Linked DNA regions of Homo sapiens: regions 1, 3 and 4 are each linked to region 2. The links are chromatin contacts, found by Hi-C or POLR2A ChIA-PET in ENCODE. All regions are on one chromosome and are shown on one strand. Each heading gives the region's core, a stretch centred on a gene start or an enhancer-like site at or near the end of the contact. The rest is flanking DNA. Distances are from core to core; before and after follow the strand shown.

The links. A loop is a pair of places that touch in the nucleus more often than their neighbours do. ChIA-PET counts read pairs that join two places held with the same protein, here RNA polymerase II (POLR2A). Pooled maps may share reads with other maps.
Region 1: a map of chondrocyte shows a loop between it and region 2 (2.9-fold over the local background). The contact joins the promoter of TRIM67 here to the promoter of COG2 in region 2. A Hi-C loop is called at or near these places in 1 of 168 maps with a recorded cell type or tissue (chondrocyte). POLR2A ChIA-PET finds 5 or more read pairs at or near these places in 1 of 52 experiments (activated CD4-positive, alpha-beta T cell).
Region 3: a pooled map shows a loop between it and region 2 (5-fold over the local background). The contact joins the enhancer-like site here to the promoter of COG2 in region 2. A Hi-C loop is called at or near these places in 1 of 37 single-sample maps with no recorded cell type and 3 of 50 pooled maps. POLR2A ChIA-PET finds 5 or more read pairs at or near these places in 1 of 52 experiments (activated CD4-positive, alpha-beta T cell).
Region 4: a map with no recorded cell type shows a loop between it and region 2 (5-fold over the local background). The contact joins the enhancer-like site here to the promoter of COG2 in region 2. A Hi-C loop is called at or near these places in 2 of 37 single-sample maps with no recorded cell type and 3 of 50 pooled maps. POLR2A ChIA-PET finds 5 or more read pairs at or near these places in 2 of 52 experiments (activated CD4-positive, alpha-beta T cell and naive thymus-derived CD4-positive, alpha-beta T cell).

What each region holds. Positions count from the first base shown.
Region 1 is chr1:231,157,659-231,163,583 of GRCh38, reverse strand. It overlaps TRIM67 (tripartite motif containing 67), which reads right to left and starts at 1,526. Exons shown (of 10, transcript NM_001004342.5): 1 at 1-1,526. The coding sequence starts at 614. RefSeq lists an enhancer at 626-1,260 and a silencer at 1,169-1,484.
Region 2 is chr1:230,638,885-230,644,569 of GRCh38, reverse strand. It overlaps COG2 (component of oligomeric golgi complex 2), which reads right to left and starts at 2,089. Exons shown (of 18, transcript NM_007357.3): 1 at 1,892-2,089. The coding sequence starts at 1,963. LOC124904545 (a long non-coding RNA gene) reads left to right here and starts at 3,873. Exons shown (of 2, transcript XR_007066935.1): 1 at 3,873-4,276; 2 at 4,453-5,685. RefSeq lists silencers at 423-542, 2,156-2,295 and an enhancer at 1,846-2,065.
Region 3 is chr1:230,120,156-230,125,888 of GRCh38, reverse strand. The region is part of intron 1 of GALNT2 (polypeptide N-acetylgalactosaminyltransferase 2); the gene reads right to left. Among named protein-coding and RNA genes, the nearest start is that of GALNT2, 56 kb to the right of the region's middle. RefSeq lists a silencer at 1,373-1,667 and enhancers at 2,409-2,618, 2,629-2,758. Within about 2 kb of position 3,373, at least 9 of the 41 ENCODE cell types and tissues checked have a DNase peak (open chromatin) inside an H3K27ac peak, as active enhancers do.
Region 4 is chr1:230,104,380-230,110,027 of GRCh38, reverse strand. The region is part of intron 1 of GALNT2 (polypeptide N-acetylgalactosaminyltransferase 2); the gene reads right to left. Among named protein-coding and RNA genes, the nearest start is that of GALNT2, 40 kb to the right of the region's middle. RefSeq lists enhancers at 161-220, 4,273-4,342, 4,309-5,030, 4,402-5,601. Within about 2 kb of position 3,632, at least 15 of the 41 ENCODE cell types and tissues checked have a DNase peak (open chromatin) inside an H3K27ac peak, as active enhancers do.

The DNA of each region.
Region 1 (5,925 bases), core at 277-2,776, 520 kb before region 2:
ACCGCCGCGGCTGCAGACGTCCCCGGCACGGCCCCGCGGCCCTGCTGGTACCGCTGCACGATGGCCTCGAGCAGCCGGTTGCGCTGGAAGCCGCGCAGGCCGCGGTGGTCCAGGGATGCGCTGCGGTGGCACTGCGGGCACGTGATGGAGCTCGAAGACGAGGACAGCGAGGAGCAGGCGGCACCCCGAGCCGCCGCAGCCGAGGAGCCGGGTGGTGCGGGCACCATGGGCAGCACGCGAACCCCGTTGGGGGACTTGAGGCTCGGGGTGTAGGACCCGTAGCCGCTGTCTGTCTCGCTGTACAAGCTGAGCTTGTCCGCGTGGTCTCCGCCACCTCCCGCACCGCCGCCGAGGCCGCCAGCTGCACTCCCGCCTGCACCGCCGCAGGCCGGGCCAGCCGCAGCGTCGTGCTCCAGAGAGGCAGCGGCGGCGGCGCCCGCCTGCAGCCCCGATCCCCGGGAAAGCAGGAGCGGCTGGGGCAGGTGCTGCTCACCGTCCGGGGTCTGCACCGCGATGGTGCGAGCGCAAGGCAGGCAGACATTGTGGGAACAGGGCAGGATGATAGGCTCCCGAAACAGAGAGCCGCACACGGGACACTTCAGCTCTTCCTCCATCGCGGCGCCGGCTGCCAGCGCTGCTCTGCGCTGGGGATGAATGGCCGGAGCTCGGGAGACTGGCGGAGGAGGACCAGCGCGGTGCGCCCCGGTGAGACGACGGGCGGGGGCATCACACGGGCATGCCCACTTCACAGCCGAGGGGCACGCCCCTCTCTCTGTCCTGTAGCCACCGCCCTAAGATGATTGAGGGGCGAGAGAAGGGAGGGGGTCCTCACCTCCTGCCCGAGGGTCCCGCACCAGCGGCTTCAACCTGCGGCCAGATTCCGGAGCCGGTCGGCTGCCCTCGCGGTGGCCTGCGAGGAGCTTTAGGTGATGAATCAGCACCAGCGCCGCCGCCGGCTGCAGCGCGCGCCTCCTCTCCACCCCAGGACCAGCGGCCGGGCTGCTGTGCGCTCGCTGCTTCAGCCCCTGGCTCCGGTGGGCGGCTACCCCGAGGCCCCCCTTCTGCCCCGGCCCAACTCCTTATCGGGGTGATAGCGAGGTGAGACAGGCAGGTGCGAAGGCCGCTCAGCCGTGGGGCTGGGATCAGCACCACGAGGCGGCGGACAGCGCCCGGGAGCCGAAGGTGGGGCTCCAGCTGCCTGCTCGCCGACCCCTGGGCCGCCACCCGCCGGGTCGCTGGGGCCGCGGCCACCTCGGCGGGACCCGACCGGCCCGGAGACAGCCGCTCACCCTACTCCTGGGCGGCTGTGGACGCCGGCTGACTGCGCCCTGGGGCTTTCTCCCTGCGGCCGGGATTGACCCGCTTCCCTGGTTCCCAGCTGCTGCTCCTGCGGCGCCTCTGACCTTGGGCCGCGCGACGCTGCAGCCGGCGGGCGGAGGGCGAGCGTCCGGCTGGCTCGGGAATCCCCTCCCCGCCTCCCTCCCGCCGCTGCCGCTGCCTCCCCGCGCGGCGCGCCGAGGAGTTGTAATTTCCAGAGCAGAGAGTAATGGGGAGGAGGGGGGAGGAGGCTTCAGCTCAGCGAATAAGGGCTCGCCTCTTGCTGCTAGGGAATCAAGGGGCAATTTTAAGGGTTTTGCAGGGAGGATCATTGTTAATAACAATCCATTATTTGGATGGAGATTGTATCTTGAATCAGTACAACGACCTGCCCCGCCCCGCCCCTGCCATCGTCTCCCTGGGCCACTCCAGTTCCACACCCCACCCCCAACCCACCGCCATAGAAGGGTGAAAACGGGATCCTAAAAAGCCAGTCGTTTAGAAATGGATAGGCAACATGGCCTGACAGTCGCTTCCTAAAACTACGATAAAGCAAAAAAATCCAAGTCCCAAAATGTCGGGCAGCCTGAAGTCCAAGGGTGAGGTTTTATTTATGAATTGAACCACAAGCCATTTTGTCTCTTCCTTTCAACCAAGGGTGCTCATCCGCGCTCCAGGTCAACTGTGTGCACGGACTGAGAGAGGACACGCGGTGCCGCTCACAAAATGGGGTTTCCTGAGAAAGGCGAGAGCGCGCCCGGGTAGACCCCTGGGAACCCAGCGCCCCCAGACCCAGCCCTACCCCGCTGCGGATGTGGCGGTGTGCGGCGGACGGGAAGGCGGCAAGCGGAGACGTTCCTTTTATGAATGGGAAAATCTCCACATTCTCCAACGCCAGCCACGAGCTGCGGGAACAGCCTCCCACCCGCGGCCCCGGCTGTTTGGTCTGCTCGGCTGTTCTTCCCCGCTGCTGCCGAGGGAAGGCTGGGTGGGGGAGGCAGAGGTGGGTGGGGACGAGCAGAAGAAAGTGCTGGCAGCGCAGCCGGCTCTGCCTACAGAAGTTTCACGCTGGCATGAAACAGATACAAATTAGGAAATCGTTTATTTAACAACGATATGAATATTGAAGTCATGCCTCCCTCCGTCCCAGGTTCTCCCGTGCTCCAAACAAAGACTAAAGACCGGAGTCGTAGCGCCAGGCGCGGGCCCAGGCTTCTGCTAGTCCCCGGGTGAGGAGGCGCAGGCTGGCGGGGTCAGGCAGGGGGAAGCTGCAGCCTGCGCCCAGGGCTTGGGGCTCTGTGCCTAGGGGACAGGAACCCCTGCAGGGGGACCCTTGGGGAGGCGCTTGGCGACGCGCTCCTGGCCGCAGCACGAAGGCCCAGAGCCTTGGAAGTCAGGACGCCCCGGGACCACTGGCCCCACTCAGCAGCTCGCTTAGGCTTTCCCTCGCTCGGATCCTGAAATGCCAAATGAATATTGTCATAATACTCATGTCTGAGAACTAAACGAGCTAGTTGCAAATACAGACGGCGTTTCCTACTTTCTGTTTTTGTTGTGGGGGCGGCGGTTGGAGTCTCTCTGGGTCGCCCAGGCTGGAGTGCAGTGGCGTGATCATAGCTCACTACAGCCTCGAACTCCTGGACTCAAGCAATCCTCCTACCTCAGCCTCCCAAGTAGCTGGGACTACAGGCCTGTGCCACCACGCCAGGCTCTGTTTTAAAATCCTATGAACCTTTAGTCCGGCTTTGCAGCTTGCTTCCAGTTTGTGCCAAAGTTGAAGAGTAGGCCAAGCTAAGGCCAGATAGAGCATCGCACAGCATTAAGAGACCTGACTCTACTTCCCCTCAGCTAGGGGACTTGGAACAATTATTTAACCAGGCATCAGTAGCCACAGATGGGAGATGGTAACAACCTTGTCCTCATCTGCCTTGTGTAGATAAAGCCACAATGAGCTGGATCCTGCCTGCAACTCTCAGATAAGCCTTCCAGAAATGTGCTATGGAATCTTCAGGGTCATGTCAGAAACGCAGTGTATGGGTAGGTCTGTAATTGAATGCACTTAAAGATGCATTTCTGTGACCCTAGCAAGTGCCATCATTTACGCCGGCTCAGCCCAGCCTCCTGGTGACCACAAGGGAAGTCATAACCTCTTATGGTTCTACTGTGAACAGGTCTGCCCCAAACCAGCAGCCATATGGCTGAAGTCCAGTCTCCTTTGTCATTTTCGGACCAAAACAAACTGCTTGGGGGTAGGGGTGGCCTCCTGGAGGGGTGTGTAACTCCTTTCCTGTACAGAAGGACTTACAGTTCAAGCACTCCTCCACTCAGACTGAGTGTAGTTTTGTTTTCCACGGGGAGGAGGTGATCTAGTACATCAGAATTCTACACCTATGCATTTCTCATGCACTCTTGTCACCTAAATAACAAAGAGACAGGCTCTCTAAAAGAAGAGAGGTTTATTTGGGAAAAAAGTACCGCAATGGAAAGATGCTTGCCATAGTAAACTCTGTGTGTATTCAGGGAGGTAACAGAAGACAGAGGTTTTTAAGGGAAAAAAATGAGGAAGATTGAATAATTGTTTTGAAATAATTACCCTTGGCTACAAATATCAATAACAGGGGTGATGCCAGCTCAAGGCTGGACAGGTAGTTGCTGGGCAGATGTCCTGATAGAAGTATTTTTTGGTGTAGGGTTATGATGGCCTCTCTGCAAGATTGTAGGTTTTGGAGTCTTTTGTAGTCATTTTTGTTACGAGGTATTTATGCACGAAAACTCTCCCTTCATGGCTCTGTCAGGGCTTTTTTTCTTTTTTTCTTTCTTTCTTTTTTTTTTTTTTTAACATTAGTGACTCCATTTGGATTCTGACAGCTTTCACTCTCAATCCCCACCACCTCAATTCTACAACATAAATCAGCTTATCCGTGCACTGTACTTTTGCTAAAACATTGTGCATTTGGGGGATTAGCATCCTACCACTCCTTTGTCTGAACTGAAGTTACAAAGCTGGCTTCAATGCTTCACTGTATATAATCATAATTGCTAACAATCGTCAACATTATTTATAAAAAGTCCTCTTTCTGTCTCAACTGTGCCATGAACCATATGCATATAGAGAAGTCATTTTAGTTCTCTGAACCTCTGTTTCTCCCTATTATAAACTTTGGGGATAAAATTCACTGAAATTTAAATTTCCTTCTGGGGCCGGGTGCGATGGCTCAAGCCTGTAATCCCAGCACTTTGGGAGGTCGAGGCGGCTGGATCACAAGGTCAGGAGTTCGAGACCAGCCTGACCAATATGGTGAAACCCTGTCTGTACTAAAAATACAGAAATTTGGCCAGGTGCAGTGGCTCACGCCTGTAATCCTAGCACTTTGAGAGGCCGAGGTGGGCAGATCAAGAGGTCAAGAGATCAAGACCATCCTGGCTAACACAGTGAAACCCCATCTCTACTAAAAATACAAAAAATTAGCCAGGTGTGGTGGCGGGCACCTGTAGTCCCAGCTACTCGGGAGGCTGAGACAGAAGAATGGTGTGAACCTAGGAGGTGGAGCTTGCAGTGAGCCAAGATCGCGCCACTGCACTCCACCCTGGGCGACAGAGGGAGACTCCGCCTCAAAAAACAAAACAAAACAAAACAAACAAACGAACAAAACACACAAAAATTATCCAGACATGGTGGCAGGTGCCTGTAGTCCCAGCTACTCAGGAGGCTGCGGCAGGAGAATTGCTCGAACCTGGGAGGTGGAGGTTGCAGTGAGGCAAGATGTTGCCACTGCACTCCAGCCTGGGCAACAGAGCAACACTCTGTCTCAGAAAAAAAAAAAATTCCTTCTGGTTCTACAGTCTCTGTGTATTAGCTGTTGTTGAGAATGACATATCCCTTGGCTGGATGTCGTGGCTCATGCCTGTAATCCAAGCACTCTGGAAGGCCGAGGCGGGTGGATCACTTGAGGTCAGGAGTTCAAGACCAGCTTGGCCAGCATGGCGAAACCCTGTCTCTACTAAAAATAGAAAAATTAGACAGGCATGGTGGCACAAGCTCCCAGCTACTTGGGAGGCGAAGGCACGAGAATTGCTTAACCCCAGGGGGCAGAGGTTGCAGTGAGCCAAGATTGTGCTACTGCACTCCAGCCTGGGTGACAGAGTGAGACCCTGTCTAAACAAAAAAAACAAAAAACGAATAACATAGTCCCCCCTTTAAAAAATGACACTCACAAAAAAATTTGATCCCCAAATTGAATGACATATCTATTTTTTTTCAAGTCCCTAATATATTATTAAAGGCTGGGCTGTGGGGTGGGTGAGGCAAGTAATAATATTTGCATTGTAACACTTAACAGTGTGGAATGAGAACCTTTTTTAATTTTCAGAACATCTCTGGGAATTAGGCATCACCACATTTCCTCAATTTTAATATGTATAAATGTTTACATTTTAATGTTGCTGAAATTAAAAAGTATACTACAATTGATACATACTTCTGCTCTCCCTACTGTTGCTTTGAAAATTTCCTATTAAATTGATGGTGCATCTTATCATCACTTGGCCTCATGGAAAGTACATTAGTAATTAAAACTCCACAATCTACTGCTATCAAGGCAGAGAAAA
Region 2 (5,685 bases), core at 840-3,339:
GATTTCAAGCAACTTTAAATCTGGATTTTCAAGCAATCTCAAATCTCCCAATGCAAATGTCATATCCCAACTTTCTCACACGTACAAAACCTATCCAATTACAAAATGTGCTGAATGAGACACAAACATAGAAATATAGCCTGGACAAGTGTTCCAACCATCCTTTCTGCCATGGAAGTGCAACTTATATGTAGTTTTATATGTTTAAGGCAACACAAATTGCAAATAACCTTTATCTTCAAGCTCCACCTAAAAAATCAACAAAATTTTACACAGAACAGCTGTTCTATGTATTTTCTTCTATGTATGTTGTCACTTTTATAAGCACTACAAAATGTACCGCATATTCACAGAGCCACGAAATATGCAATTGCTGGCATTCCAGCCACCACCCCAGTTTGCACTCTAAGTTCTATTTTAGAACTTGTATTTCTGTGATTTCACTTCCTGAAGCTGCATTTACCAAAGGCATTCTGTCAACTCAGAGTGGGAAAGGTGGTGGGGCTAGTGAGTCAGAGAAGATGCTGGTGTTGAGCCTTAAGAAGTCAAGAGATGGACAAACTGAGATTATTCTGTACTCTGAGATTCTTGACGTCAACAAGGCCCCTGATCTCCGTGTATGGCCTTTCCTCTTCCAGGGCACCTCTCCCCAGCATGTACCCTTAGCTGTTTCTTTCTACCCTCATTTCAGGGTAGCTCTTAGCCAGTAGGCAAAACGAAGGGTTTCTGGATCAATGAGTTGATTCTGTACATTCTTTGAGACATCCTAATGAAGTTACACCTTTTAGTACAGTGGTCTAATAGGAATATCACTTACAAGAATAAGGTACATTATTCCTGGGTATAGATAAGTCCTACATACGAAAAATGATATGGTCACACTGGAGAAGATACAGATCTACTTTAAAAAAAAACAGCTTTGGAGATGTAATCTGAATGCAAATATTATCAAAAAGAGATAGGCTAATTAATCTAGAAAACATTATGTCACCAAGAAAGGCAGAGTAAGATTTCAACTCACTTGCTCAAAATTGTAGATGTCTACTAACCAGCTAAAACTTTTCGCTTTTTAACACTGAAAGCAGCTACTAAAAGGTGTCAAAAATCCTAGTCCTCAGGAAATTAAATAGAAACATTTTTTGAATGGCTTAAGTGCAGACCCAGAGGGATACACCAAGTAGGAGCAAAGCTCCTCCCAGCTCTCACTCAAAGCCTGGCCATTTTCAAGGCTGTGCCTGATGAACTTTATCATCAGTGAAGTGTTTTCAGTTTATATTTCTTTTCTCTAAGTTTATGACCTACAACTACCAACTTCTTCAAATGCATCACGTAAAAAGTAGAGCAACTTCTTTAAAGAGTAATGGTTTGCTTTGTCGTACTGCAATAGTCGGTAAGAATGTTCTAAGCTTCTAAATATCCCATTCTGGAAGCTTTAGCTGAATGTTAAGCAAAACTTCAGATTAAGTTCTTTTTCTTTCCGACCCGAGTCCCTAGGAAAGTACGTGGGCTTGGAGATTTATTCAACACACACTTAATGAGCTCCAAGGCCCCGGTCCACAAGCTTCTTTCCGACAAGGGGACTGGCAATCTGACTGCACTGCATGGTAACAGGAACGGGTAACAGTGGCTTTGACATGCAGCTCAAAACCACTTGCCCAGAACTTTCAGGCCTTTCCATGTAACACGCACGATTTTACAGAAGTGCTTTCTCCAGGCTGCACCCGCCAAACCTGACGCCAAAAGACTCATTGCGAAGTGCAGCGAGGTCTCGGCGGAGGACCTGACACTGAGCGTGCGCAGGCAGGAGCAGCCGACCGAAGAGACCGCCACAGAGGGCACAGGGCAGAGGCACCCTCATGGCCCGGCTCCGGGGAGCGGACGCCGCGCGCACCTTCATGAACTCGTCCTTGTCGAAGCAGAGCGTGTCCGGCCCCTTGGGCAGGTTCATCCTACTTTTCTCCATCCCGCCGGCCACCGCCTCTCAGTGCCAAGATCCAAGCGAGAAAACGCAGGAGGCTGCGCAGACCGACTCGGCGGCCGCGGCCACCGCCAGTTTCCACGGCACAGGGGGGTCCGCTTCCGCCAACATGGCAGCGCCCGCGCCGCGGCCAATGAACGACGGCACCGCAAGCCGGCCTGCGCCTGGCTCTGGCCAAGAGGGGCGCGGGGGCCGCCGCTGCTGCACGGGTAGGCCGTGCTGCCCTCATGTGGCGGAGGGCGGTACTGCAGCCTCGCGCGGGCTCCTGCAAGGCTGCCCACCTCCCTAGGAGGCGTGGCTGAGCTGCAGGGGTGGGTCAAAAGGGGTGAGCGGGTCTCCCTCCCACCCCCACCGTTTCTACTGGGAAAAATTGTCCTACAACGCTTTTCCAGTGCCTTCTACCCTGAGACTGCTCTGCTTCGTTATGCATGGCCAGAAGTTGGCCCTTTGGTTCTCAGGCCCGTTTTCCAGGTTGGACGTATCACCGTGGTCGCATTCTTCACCTCCCTGTGCGCGGTCACTGCCGCTGGTGGGCGCTAACGCCTCTATGGAGACCCCCGCCCTTAGCCTCTGTCCCCACAGAGAAGTGTAGCGTCTCCTCCACTGGGCTCCGTTACTGGGAACTCATAGGGAAGAAGGTGGTCAGCTAGGCGGCTTTGGGTCCTCTGAGTAGCTCCCTGCTCAACCTCGGTCTCCGTTCCAGGTGGGCAGCCTCTGAGCGCAACTTTGGGTCTTCAAGGTGCTTAAAGGAGTGCCTCGCTATCTGATTAAACACAGCAGACAAATACATGTGCATGCACATTTATTTTTAATTTCAACCAGGAATGGACAAATTTTTGTGTTGTGGCCAGTACTGGTGCAACCAAACCAATTTCTTAGACTGTCTTCCTCCTCCTCCCCCCACCCACCCCAATTTTATTCTGAGACGTTCTTCCTTTATCTCCTCCCTTGCTTTTTTCTCCTCTTGTCCCTTCCGCTAGCTGTAAATACCGTGGTCAAATGATGATGATTCATTTTTCTTCTTTTCTCCTTGACATTCGGATGATTCAAACCACAAACCTCACTTCACACTCTTCATTCTGCAAACCTTTCCTTCCCGCTTCTGTTGAGGAATCTAGGCCTCTCTTCCCAATTTTTCTCCTTGGAGATAAGATTAACGCCATGATGGCCTGTAAAAAGGAATGGGACAGCAGAGGGTAAGACCTCACCATGAGACTTTGTATTTCAAGTATCTCAACTAGAAAACTGGTCACTTAAAAAAAAATGTAGGCGTAGAATCCAAAACGCTCTACTCCCTAGCACTGGACCTAGCAGGCCCTGTTGAAGAGCCTATTTCCTGCCAGTATCTACAGAACAGATGAACAGGATAAGAGCCGGAAGCTAGCTGGAGGATCAAAATATTCTGCCAGAGGAGCGATTGGGAAAAGTACATCCTAAGTCCCTGTTATGTTTGTTTTGCTGGAGGAAATGAAAACCTCATTTTCTGTTTAATTTTTTGTTTTCTCTTGTTATGAAAATTTTCAAGTACACAGAAGTGTGGAGAGCACAAGAACCCCACCCTATGTACTTAGCACCTCGCTTCAACCATCATCAACCTGTCTCCTCTGCCCTTCCCCACCCACCGCATCGAGACCTTCTTTTTTTGTTGTTTTATATATATATATATATACATATATATATATATTTTTTTGAGACGGAGTTTCACTGTTGTTACACATGCTGGAGTGCAATGGCATGATCTCTGCTTACCGCAACCTCCACCTCCCAGGTTCAAGCGATTCTCCTGCCTCAGCCTCCCGAGTAGCTGGGATTACAGGCATGTGCCACCATGCCTGGCTAATTTTGTACTTTTAGTAGAGATGGTGTTTCTCCCTGTTGGTCAGGCTGGTCTCGAACCCCTGACCTCAGATGATCCACCCGCCTCAGCCTCCCAAAGTGCTAGGTTTACAGGCATGAACCACTGAGTCCAGCCCTTTTATTGGAATATGTTTTAAAGCAAATTCTAAACACCATATCATTTCCTATCCCCTAATACCTCAGTTTACGCATCAAAAGAAGAAAAAAAAACCCTGACATTTTGTAACACCTAACAAAACCAGCAATTCCAATAACCAATCTATAGTGGCTCTGAAAGGTGGGCCTTTATCCCAAGGTCACACTGTTAATAAGTGGCAAGTTGCAAACCCAGGCAGCCTGGCTTCAAAGCCCAGTACCAAGGCACGGGAGAGGATGCTGGACAGATGAAACAAAGATGTCTGCAACCCTGCCTTCTCTTTCGAGGCTCTGCAGGAAGTCTAGGTAAGCTGGAACTTGAACTCTTTCTTTCTTCACTGTAATTCCCTTCTGACATTGTTCCTGGGACTTTAGAAATAAAATGAACCTGAATTTGTACAGACTGGGCTTATCTTGAGGATGCTAAAGGGATTAAGTGGCAACAGCGATGGAGGGTCCCTGCTGCCTGCTGTCCTCCCTAGATTCAGAAGGGAACCATCAGGACCCCATGGAGTGGGCTGCGGCTTGGAGACACAGATAGTGGTGCAGACCACCACAGCCAGGCGCAACAAGAAAGACTTCAATGCTAGCATCATAATCTACAGAGGACAAACGCAAGAGAGAAAGCCTACACCTGCCCAGAGGACATGGCCCTGGGTTTCCACTCAGAGCTGATGTTCAACTGGCACACAGTATTTCAGCTGTGCTACTTGGTAAATATTGCAACATCTCAAAGGTTGGTGAATGGCCTCTGTACAGAATCTGCTGCTGCCCTGACCCCTACCTTGGCCTCATGATCCAGCCATTAGAGGGTTACTGCCTGGCTTAGCGGGGCTCCTCTAGCCAGCTTCTGATTGGCTAGTGTCTGTGCTGTTAAATATTTGTCTGCTGTTAAATATTTGAATGTCATCTCTGGTAGTGATACTTATTTCATAGTATTTGCAGGAAGAGAAAATTTAAAAGTGCATATAAAGCACCTGCCTAATCAATGCAAGACATAATATGGAGTCTTTTTACCTGAGTTTTTCCCCCTTTGTTGATCTGTAACTTTCTTCAAAATGAGACTTTAGTTGGCACATTTTTCCATCTTTTTCAGTCTCTCCCCTAATTTCATCCTTTCTTGGCTTTTCTTTATAAAGCATGCACCTGCTACTTCATTTCTAAGTAAATATTAATCCCCCTTTGACTTTGCATCTCTGGAAAATTTTTAGTTCCCTGTTTTCAGTGGCATTGTGAGAGGTCCCATTTTTTTCTTCCCACTCTCCCCTATTTATAGGCTCCACATTTTTGGCAGGTTTGCTATAGAACACTCAAAAATTGCAAGGGGAAATATTATGCTCAGGAAATCATAGGAGCATTTTCTCTAGTAATCATCACCAAGTTCTTATGCTGATCCTCTCCTGAACTGTTGGACTAAAGCAGCTGAATTTTCCAAAAGCAACCAGAGTCGCCCTTGTTCACTACTGAAGGATAGGAGGGTTTCCATTTTTAAACAGATCATGTGCTTGACCTGAAGGCTGAGGATACAGTCAGACGGTCCTGCATTCCTAGAGGAGGGCAGACATGGCGGTAGGGGTGGAGCAGCAGGGGACAGGGGAGACAGTCACCACCTTCAGGACCTGCACTCTGACTTGGAAAGCTCAATGAACCAACTGGGCTATTTCAACATCTTCTATATTTTGTTTATAACTCTGCCTCATTCCAGGGTGGATTTG
Region 3 (5,733 bases), core at 2,124-4,623, 520 kb after region 2:
GAAACTCTGCCAATAATCCTTTCTAGGAGTGGCACACATTCCAATCCTGGAGAAATGATGACATGAGGCATGGCAAGAGAGTTTTAAGAGAGTTCAGCTTTTCACTTAAACAGAGTACTGGGATGTCACTGTTGGAAAGTGCTCACAATTTCTCATCTAAGCCGAAGTTGTCTGTTCTCCTTCCTACCTTAACAGTTTCTCACTGCCTGAAGGCAGCTGCCAAAACCCCTCTAAGCAAGCAGCACTCTTACCCACCAAAATCTATGACCTCTGATGAGAAACTCCCACTATCCCTTTGTACAACTTCAGATTTTGTCAGCATTATTGACGAAATCCCACAGATACGATATTACAAGATACAAAATTTAAGACACGATCTTGGCTGAAAGACTCACGATCCAAACGCAGTAAACCTTTCATCTCTCCTTATTCACTCTGCCTTTAATTTAAAATATGTGACGCTGTCAAACACCAGCCAGGCCTCGCTACACTCCTGAGGGAGGGGTCGCTAGGAAACTGCAGAATTTGAGAAACACAGGGACATTCTAACCAGCTATTCCTTCTTTCTCCCCACAGCCCCCTCCCTTCTCTGGCCTGTACAACTTCCTTAGTCCCATCTCTGTTACTCTGATTGTGGGAAAGGGATCCTGCACTCTAATTGTGTGATGGGTTATTGCATCTTCATTTATGAATTCTCTAATCTGGTATTCACTTTCAAACACTTGGCCCTCTTTGGCAGCCAACAATGCATAACCAGGCTTGGGAAGCCTTCACATTTGACAAGAATAGAGAACAACCGCTTAGCGGAGACCAGGTTACACGTCAAATGGACTCTTTCCAGCTTCATCAACAAATAAAGCAAAATCTGAGTGCAGGGCTGAGTGTAGGCTGTTTGGTGGAAGAGAACAACACTCTTGAAAACAGCCAGCGGTGCAGACACCAGGGTGTGCTCCTCCAGTGTTTGGAGGGCTGATTAGTGCACAGTAACCACAGGGCCACAATCCTGAGTTACTAACCACATAGCTGGGTTCTCAGAGAGAAAGACCACATTCCCAGACAGGCCACACCACCCTAGTCTGCCATGGGGGTAATGCAGGTGGGACCATCACGGCAGGTCCCACCCGTCCCCATGACTCCATTTTGGTTGCTGAATTCATGAGAAGGACTCAGGCCAAAAGAAGGTGGGAGGTTCCAAGACTGTGGCTTTTATTTCTCCAAGGATCTGCAAAACTTCAGATTGTTCAGGAACAGCAGGAAAATGTACTGCCTTGGTTCCAAATCACTCCAATGAGAAGTGCTGCCTGCCTCCTCCAAATACCTGGAGCCAGGGAATTACTCCCATTAGGCCCCACCATAGTTATTTCTGGACATGATGCAACCTGAGAGATTTTTTCATGCCACAGGTAGATTTAGGGAGAACTCAATTATATTTTCCTTGCTTTTTAGTAACATTAACACGCCACTGGTGACAAGGGGACATTCCAGCTTGCCACAAGTCCAGTACGACCACAGATCAGGTCAGAAGGGCTCTTGCGGGTGATAGACAGCTCTTGCAGCAATGTTTTGCAACACACCAGCACACAACATGCTTAAGAATTGGTGTCTCTCCCTCTGCTGTCTCCATGTCTACATCAAAATTAAAGAGAAGAAAATAATAAAATTAACCCCCAGAAAGTACCTATCAGTACTTGCACTTAATTCATTTCCACCTAAATCCAGGCCGGGTAATATTCTTGACATTGTATAGATCTAATGACAATGTCTTTACTTCTTTTTAAAGTTGAGCCAGGCACGTGACTGGTTTAAAGGCCACTTAGTCCAAAGGACAGGGAGTCATATCTTCAGGTCATCCTCACGTCACTATCCACATGCTTTCATTAAGTGGTCAAAGCTGTACGTTTGAAGCTACAGAGTTCACCAAATAAACAGAATGACTAAGAAACCAAAACCAGGTGTTTTCACATTTTTAGAGTCCCCTGACAGTGTGGTTCGGGGGTTTGGTTTCTGTATCACATCTGCTAAGTGTGCAGGTCATTTTCAAAACCACGCATGCTGAGAGACTAGCAAACAAAGGCAATGATCATGAGGTTAAAGTAGACAAAAGAAGGCAATTAAAACATTTCCACTACCCATCATATAGGAGAAGAACATAAGTACACCTGTTGCCTTCTAAATAAAATATATATTTTTCCTTTCCATAATCGTAGAAAGTAAAAAAGACTTAAGAAATGAAGTCAAGGTCTATTTCCACAAAGGCTCAAGCAAGACAATACCAAATGGGTACAAAATGAAAGACAACTGAAAATCAAAGGTGGAGTCGGCTCTCAGAGGTCTCCAAAGCTCGGTGTCTAAACTTAGCTGTGCGGGCAACACACACACAGACATACACAACCAGTATACGTCAGTTATTTTCGAACCCTGGAACTCACACAAAGACATGACCAACCTGCATGTGCCCCTCTTCAAAGTAGTCCCCTGGGGAGACCCTTGGTATTCCCATGATGCTGTCATCATTCAAAATATTTCTGGAACTCCCCTAACGGGTTGGCCCCCAGAGACAACAGCATAATGTTCATCCTCTAAAGCACATTTGTTTTTTGGAAACAGCTAACAACCACTTGGAGCCAAGCGTCACGAATAAGGCAGGTGATCAAGCTTGGAAATTTTGTTCTTGGTCAGAAACTCACAGTGGGCACCAAATGGCAAGTATAATTTCTCCTAAGGCTCATAGACTAGCTGTGACCACGATGCCAAAAGCAGAGGTTCAACAATGTTCTGAACGCTGAAAATAAGTGTGAAGTCTCCTAAACAGCATGCTTGAAACTCGCCACTTTGAATACACTTGTTCTGATTAGACTATTACAACCAGCCTTGTGTCTTTATAACAATGTCTTGATAAATCACTACTGCACATCCCCAACTCAATGTAGCCCCAAGCAAGTTATTAATAACAAGGGGATGCGGGACACTTCAACTGCCAATCAAGAGACGACAGGCCACAACCCTGCACAGAGATGTCTGCATTCCACAGGCAGATGTCAACGCCCAGGAGTACGTGCAGACATAAATATGCACTATACGCGTGTGCAGAGATCTATATATACACCACAGATTCACAGCTCATCCCAAATCATCCTTAGTGGGCTTATCCTAAATATAGATAATAAATTCATGTTAATAATAGCTGAGACCTTTAAAATGCTCTGAAGGAAAACACACACACACGGATGAACACACACACACACGTATGTACATGCACACACACACACACACAGAGCCACCCTTATGCATTCCTGCACGCTGATCCACTGTGGTTTTCTGGTTTCCTTATCCCTGGGGGGAAAATTTTGTCAAAAAGATACACCCAAGAAATGTAAGCTAAACACTGACAGAGGCCTTCCCTGGAACACTTGTCCCAACATGCTATGATTTGAAAAGATGAGGGGGTCACTGAGAGACCAGGTCGAGGGAGAGAGAGGAGCAGCGGAGCAGCCACTGATTTGGAGGCCTCAGGGCTTGGGATTTATTTAACAGATTTTCTGAACCTCAATCTCATGGAGAATGAATTCTTTCAAGGGAAAGCGATATCTTTTCTTTTCTAACCAACTACAAAAGAACTGGTCCACTAGCCAAATATAATCAAGTTTGGTTTGGTTATATAGTTTGCCAAATATAACCAAGGAAAGCACCAGCTGTCTGTCTACCCATGCTTGCGGGGCAAAGGTTTATGAGGAAAATGGCATTATCCCAGTTCCTGGCAAACAACCTGTTCATAATGTACAGCACCGCTCAGGAGGAAGGGTGAACACTGGATTCAAATTCTAAACCCACAGTCCCAGCTAGTCGGGAGGCTGAGGCTTGAATGGTTGAGCCCAAGAGTTCAAGGCTAGCCTGGGCAACAGAGTAAGACCCTGTCCCTTGAAAAAAAAAAAAAAAAAAAGCATAACAGTATTTAAATAAACTACAAAGGGAAATATAAATTTATATATCAAAAAATAAACGTTATAAGATAAATAAATACATTCTAAATCCCTCCTCCCCTCTTCTAGCTGTGTGACCTCGAGCAAGTTACTGATGCTCCCAATGTCCCAATGTCCCCTTTTTGGGATCTATGCAAAGTGGGGTATGCAAAAGCACTCATCCTCCTGGGGCTGCTGAAGGGACTGACTCCGTGGGCATGGAAAGTTCCCAGCACAGTCCCTGAGTTACAGTCAGCTATTATTGCTTATGATGATGGCAACCTACTAAAGGCAGACACTGATGTTCTCCTCGGCAAAAACAAAGCCTTGTGAAATGGACATCCGCCTAATTCTCCCCTCAAACCTTGCCTTGAGTATTCTGGAATGGTGGTAGGGTTCTCCTCCTCAAAGAAGTAACCCATCAGAAACCTGGCAGGGACAAAGAAGAGGGGAGTGAGGGAATGCAACCAGGATGGAGACAGAAACAAAAAGAGAAGGGAAAAATCAAGAAGGCAAACAGGGGAGGGCAGGAAAGCCAACAGAGTTGTCTGTTCACGCACAAAAGCCTGCTGGTGCTTCCTCCAGTGCAGGGAGCCTGCCCCACCGCCCGCCACGGGACTAAGACAGCGCCTCCTCAGGTGTGGTCCAGGGACCCATACAAAGCCTTCACAACCCCACAGGCATGTGCCAGCACACAGCAGGCAGGTGCAGCACCATGGCTCTTGCAGAAAAGAGGAAAGAGCTGGAAGTGACCTCCAGATCCCAGGGAATGTCAACAAGGAAGTGGCTCTATGCCATTTGGACACTGGCTGGAGATCATTGCGTTAAACATCCTCCCTTCAGAGGAGCATCAGGAAAGGGTACGTGGCCAGCAGGATGCAGTACCAGGGAGAACCACTTGGTGCGTACCATTCTAAGACATGTTTTCAATAAATCCGGAGAAAGATTAGGAGTCCTAAACCACAGTTAACCAATTTCTGGCCTAGTGTTTACATCAAAGTTTGCATATAAGCCACTCAGCCTATCAAAATATTAAGGAAGTCACTGGGAATTTTATTTTATCCAAGGGGTGGAAGCAGTGCCAACATGATCTAGCCTGAGATTCAGCTGTGTCTGGCCATGTGTGACGACCTGGGGCCACAGTCACTGGAAAGAAGATACCGGCAGGGCATTTAGTGTGTGCGGAGGAGGATGAGGGAAGTTTTCTCTCCCAAGCAGCCTGGGGAGAGGCCGAGGAGAAAGGAATGCTGTTGTTTGGGTGACCAGCCCTGGGGAGCTGTGCGTCCCTGAGTCCTGCGGAAGGAAGGGCAGATCGGAGCTGAGCAGCCATTTTCATGACTGATCTGCTGCTTCGTGTCCAGCTGGCACAGGCGACACTGGAGGGGAGAGGCCCGGGACTCCACTTAGACATGGAACACAGTGTTCCCCAAAGCCGACTCCAGGGATGTGTGGAGGTACCAAGAGGGTTTGTAGTTTGGCAGGTTTGAGAGGCAACACCCTTGGCGGGGACTGCCCTCTTCTCGGGAAGAGCCCTGGAGATGGCTGACATGGGAGCAGATGACATCCACAAGGCAGGCATCCAAGGGCATCCAAGGGCTGTTCCTGATAGGCACGTCCTGGACCCCTGGAACTGAATGGGTGGAACTTTGAGAAAAGACAGGGCAAGCTGGTTAACACTGTTACTATGTAACCTTACAACACCAGCTGCTGAGGCCTGGAGAATCCCAGGTGTAGCCTTTAACACCGCCCACTCACCCCCACCCCCACCCCCAAC
Region 4 (5,648 bases), core at 2,383-4,882, 540 kb after region 2:
TACCCCAGACGGGTGTACACCAGGTCTGTTTCACATCTCTGATCTGCGTGACAGGAAACAGAAACAGAACTTGAGAGACCTACGCGTCCCAGAAGAGGTCAAATGTTAGCAAATGCATAAAATGAGCTTGTTTGTCTTTCTGACTTGAGGCTCACTGACTGCCTCCCTAACAGTGTTCCTTCTTTTTTTTTTTTTTGGAGACGAAGTTTCGCTCTTGTTGCCCAGGCTGGAGGGCAATGGCGTGATCTCTCAACTCACTGCGACCTCCGCCTCCCAGGTTCAAGTGATTCTTCTGCCTCAGCCTCCAGAGTAGCTGGGATTACAGGCACCTGCCACCACGCCCAGCTAATTTTTGTATATTTAGTAGAGATGGGGTTTCACCATGTTGACCAGGCTGTTCTTGAACTTCTGACCTCAGGTGATCCACCTGCCTCGGCCTCCCGAAGTGCTGGGATTACATGCGTGAGCCACTGCGCCCAGCCAACAGTGTTCCTTCTTAAGTCTACTCCTACCCTGCAGCCATACATCTGGTGGTGGACAATGGTGCCTCTCCAGTCTTTCCAGGTCATTAGCCAGTCCCAGACAGACCTCTGTCCCCCAAGAACCTGTTCGTGTGACAGGGCTGCCTTTGTGGCACTAGTCCTGACGTCCCACATGAGTGGCCTACTCCTGTTAACCACCACACCATGTCCCTGCTACACCCCGAGGGAGCCTGCAGGGCCCCCAACCACCACTGCTGCAGCCGCCACCCCACCCCGCACCTCCCTGCACCCGCTCACCTGCAAAGGCAAGGACCACACTGGGCAGCTGCATCCCATCTACGGGGGTCCGCAGCCGCAGCTCCCAGGGAGACCCCCATCAGAGGGCAGAGCCTTCCAACGCCCAGGGGAGGCTACTGGTGGAGCGGGAATTCAACTCAGTGAGTTGCTGCCAGCAAAGTGTTTAATGAGATAGAGAAGAGTAGGATAGTCCATCTAGAAAACGTTTGCACTGTTCGCGAAACTTTGTTTCTAACATATATATCCTGCTCTACATCTCATCCTGTTATTCAGATGGTCTCCAACTTACCATGGCTCGACTTAACAATTCTGACTTCACGATGGTGCGAAAGCAATATGCCTTCAGTAGAAACTGTACTTCAAATCTGGAATTCTGCTCTTATCCTGGGCTAGCGATATGCGGTCGGATAGTCTCTGACAATGCCGGGCAATGTCAGTGATTCACAGCTCTCAGTCAGCCACACGGTCACGAAGTTAAACAACTGATACCCTACAGTGTGCGGTGCTGTCAGCATTGTTTGGATATGACTTGCCCAATTGCAGGCTAACGTTTAAGTGCTCTGAGCACAATGAAGGCAGGTGAGGCTAAGCTATGATGCTTGATAGCTTAGGTATATCAAATGCATTTTCGACTTCAGATGTTTCCAACTTACAGTGTCTTTACTGGGACATGATCCCATCATAAGCTGAGGAACATCTGTGCATAAATCTCATCCTTATATATCCCATCAGGGATGGATGCTCCTCGACTTACAATGCGCCACATCTTGGTAAAGCCACTGTAAGTTGAAAATACCATTATATCAGAAGTGCATTATGGACTTAGGATATTTTCAACTTATGATGGGTTTATCGGGACATAGCTTCATTGTTAATTGAGGAACGTACTGAACGTGTATCACTTTCACACCATCGTAAAGTTGAAAAAGTGTAAGCGAAACCATCCCCAGTCAGGGACTAAGTGTATCATCTTCAAAACATGAGGAAAACTTCCTAGGAGAACTTTATTATGAGCTTGCTTGTATGCCCAATTAGAAGTGCTCTTTCAGGACTGTGCTCTTTCAGGACTGTGCCTATTGCTTCACAGGCAAACCAGTTCCACGTGGCTCAGGGTGCAAGCTCCTGGCAGCAGAGCCTGCCTTCTCCTTCTGTGTTTACCGTGCCCAGCATCCCTTCTCATGCAAGCCAGTGAGCCCTATGAATGAGTCTGCCCAAGCCTGGGCAATACCTGTGACCCCTTTCACAGCATTTTATGATGCACGCAGGTAACATTCACCTGTCTGCACCCGCACAGAAATGGGGATCCAGATGTGCCCACAGCTGCAAAGCTGGCAGTGCAGGCAAGGTGGCCTAGGATTCTCAACTCACAGCATGGCCTCCCTGAAAGGCAGCCTCACCCACCAGCACCCCAAGTCTTAGCAGTCCCTTGACTCTAATTTTTAATGTCTTGAGTGTGATAAACATCGTCTAGGAAGATTTCTGTTTTAATTATTCACTTAAGCCACCCTCCAAAATTCCTGCTAAAGCACCAATATGTAAACCACTTTTAGTCACAGGAAATAGTTCTCCTTTCTTTAATCCATGGCTTAAACCAACCAACCAACCACACACACACACACACACACACACACACACACAAAGTCCATGAGAAGAAATGAGAATTTTTTTTTTTTAACATTCTTGCTCTGTCACCCAGGTTGGAGTACAGTGGCACAATCATAGCTCACTGCAGCCTCAAACTCCTAGGCTTAAGCAATGCTCCCGTCTCAGCCTCCCGAGTAGGTGGGACTACAGGTGTGTGCCACCACACTTGGCTAATTGTTGGTTTGTTCTGTTTTTGTAGAGACAGGATCTTGCTCTGTTGCCCAGGCTGGTCTCGAACTCCTGGGCTCAAGTGATCCTCCTGCCTCCTCAGCCTCCTAAAGTGCTGGAATTACAGGCATGAGCCACTGTCCCTGGCTGCGAATTCATTTTTTCCCTCAGTAGAATCCCTCCCAGTCTGTGTAAGTGGCTGATTCTCCTGCAAGGAGGAAGTCACCATCTGGATTCATCAGTCAGTGCCTGAGGCTGGCGTCCTTCCTTATCTCTGCAAGTCACCTCACTATGACATTTAAGATTGTCTATTCCAAAAGCACTCATCCTGCTGACGAGATGCAACTTCTGAAGACAGCACCTGCGGAGCGTGGAATTCCTCTGCACTGCAGTCTAGCTCTCGGAGCCAGCTTCCTTCTGTCCAGCCCCGGGACTCGGGAGTCAGATTGCCTGGATCCTCAAGGAATGCCTCCATTGCTACAAGGAGCCCATGGGCCTCTGCCTTATCACTGAAAATATGGGGGAAATAATAGTGCCCTTTTCACAGCATTGTTTAATGACACGGTGCATATAAACAGAATGAACTTAAACATTATCATCCAGGCTAAGGCACCTGTGAGCATGAAAGGGTGTATGTTCATCCCCACACTGGGCAAGACACACTCCAGCACTGCCCAAGCTCACCAGCACGCACTGCCTGCCTGCTTACTGCAGCCTTAGCACAGAGCTTAGCAAGTGTAGCTGCTTAGGGCTAATGACAGGAGAGGCCAAACAATAATATCAACAAATGCACTCTTACGAATGCCTGCCATACAGCAAATGCTCCATAATTATGCATTACTGTTCTATCATCCTGTTCCCATCTCAACCTCCAAAAGCCTTTGATGTAAAATAAAATGAACAGTCTCCACTGCCTCACAGATGGAATTAAAGCTAAATACAAAACTAGAAGCCCTAAAGTCACAACCTCAGGTGGCTGGGTTTCCGGGTCAGTGGGCCAGACCAACAGCAGTTTCAGCACACTGCCGGAACTCAGAGCCTCAGGTGTTTAGGTATTCATTCCAGGCCAGGAGGAGGCATGGCTCCTGGAAGCAGGCACTAAGCCTGTCATCTCCATTCAGTATCGTTTCTCAGATTCTCAGACTGAAATCTTTAGGCAATTGCATGCCATCCTCCATGGGCACAGTCACCCTTATACAGAGAGATCAACTTGCTGCTCAGAGATACACAGCTGATCAGGGAATACAAAACTTTGCTATCACTCCGAAGTCCAGGAAACAGAGCGGACAATGCCTGGAAATTCTGCACTGCACGGCCATGAGCAAAAAGAGTTGGCATACCCTCATGCACTGTGTCACCAAGTGGTTAATATGCAACTATTGCACAAGACCTGCTTCTAAGAAGTCAAGTCCGAAGACCGGACTAAAGAAATGAATCATCTTTACCGAATTACTACAATCACTATGGAGGCCCAGAAATGTTGAGTAAAGGTGAGTGGGAAGAGGCTGGAGAGATGAAAGTGTGCATGCTGACTGGCAGATACAGCGCTGGATCTGGCATCAGACAGGACTGGTCTGTCCCCACCACTTCCTAGTTGTCCATCTTGAACAAGTCTTTTGACTTCTCTCTGGGTGCCTGTGCCCCAGTTTGTATAATGGATATAATCATGCTTATGAGCCAACAGGACATGAACCTTGATGGAGAATGCAAACACAGGTGCTCACGTTCTCTGAAGCCCCACAGTGAGACAGCACCGACAGACGCCCTCACTTTCGAATGCTGACATTTATGCAACTCCCACCTCATCCGTGCTGACCACTGCGAGGAAGAAGGTGGGACACAGAGACTCTATGTTCCCACAGGAGCTTACACAAGAGCAACACGGTTCACTGAACCGCAGGGACCATCAACTCTAGGGAGCACCATTAATTTTGTGTGCCACTCAGGAAGAAAAACACGATCAATGAAACCCTGAAACACCATCCATGGAAGATGCATCCTGATTTCAGACATGTTAAAACATGAGAGGCGGGGGAAATGTGCATTGTAGAATCAATGATATGGTGCGACAAGAGCCCCCAGTGGGCCCCAGAGCTCGGCTCTGGTCCTGACCAAACAATGTCTAAAACCAGCTTGAGTCCACAGAGCAGTGGGTGTTCAGTTTGGCTGCTCTTCAATAACCCTGGGAACCTGTTTGCATTTCAGACTCCCTGTCCCTCCTGGAGAATGATTCAGTTGCTCTGAAAGGAGGTCTGAGCACCTCTCTAACACATCCTGTCTGTGCCAGCTGGGAAAAGGAAGGCTGGCTAAATAGCAGAATGGATCTAACAGCACAGCAGCTTCCCTTCCACACCCCCAGCCTCTGGCATCAGTACGCTCCTTACAGGAAGGGCCCCAAACAGAGCCGAAGGTGTGGTCTGAATCCACAGCGCCACTGTGGCCCTCCTGCCTACATTCCATTTCTGCTGTTTCTCTGACACTTTCCCCCACTCTGATTCATTTTCCGAGTATGCAGTTGCAAAACCTACGCTTAGAACGGGGGGACTGCAAGCGTCCTGTGTGGCATTTCCCTAAGTCAGCTGTGACTCAGCCTGGCAAGGGCCCAGGTGCCTTCAGAGTGGCTTCCTGCAAAGACCAGTAATGACGGGCCAGCCGCTGCACTCAGGCACATGAGCCAGCACCTCTGCGACTGAGATCCAGGGAAGGAACGGGATCGCCCTCCTACCTCCCAGCACTGCAAATGTCATTTACATTTTGAAGCCACTGGGGACATGGGTGGAACTCTGTGAGCTGGTGAATTACGCATTCCAGGATTTCTGAAGCCTATTAAGAAAGGAGAGCCAGGGTGGGCGGCCATCACGAAGCAGCTCCAACCACCTGTTTCCCTCCTCCCGCATTTCCCCCACCCAGCACATCACATTTATTTTATGACTCGGTGCATCCAACAAGGCACGGCTTTTAAAGCTTCCCATTTCTGATGCTACAGAGCCAGGAAACCAGGAATCAAGATTATCAGGCTAAAATACAGCCGCCTCTCTTTGAGGCCCACCAGCTGGT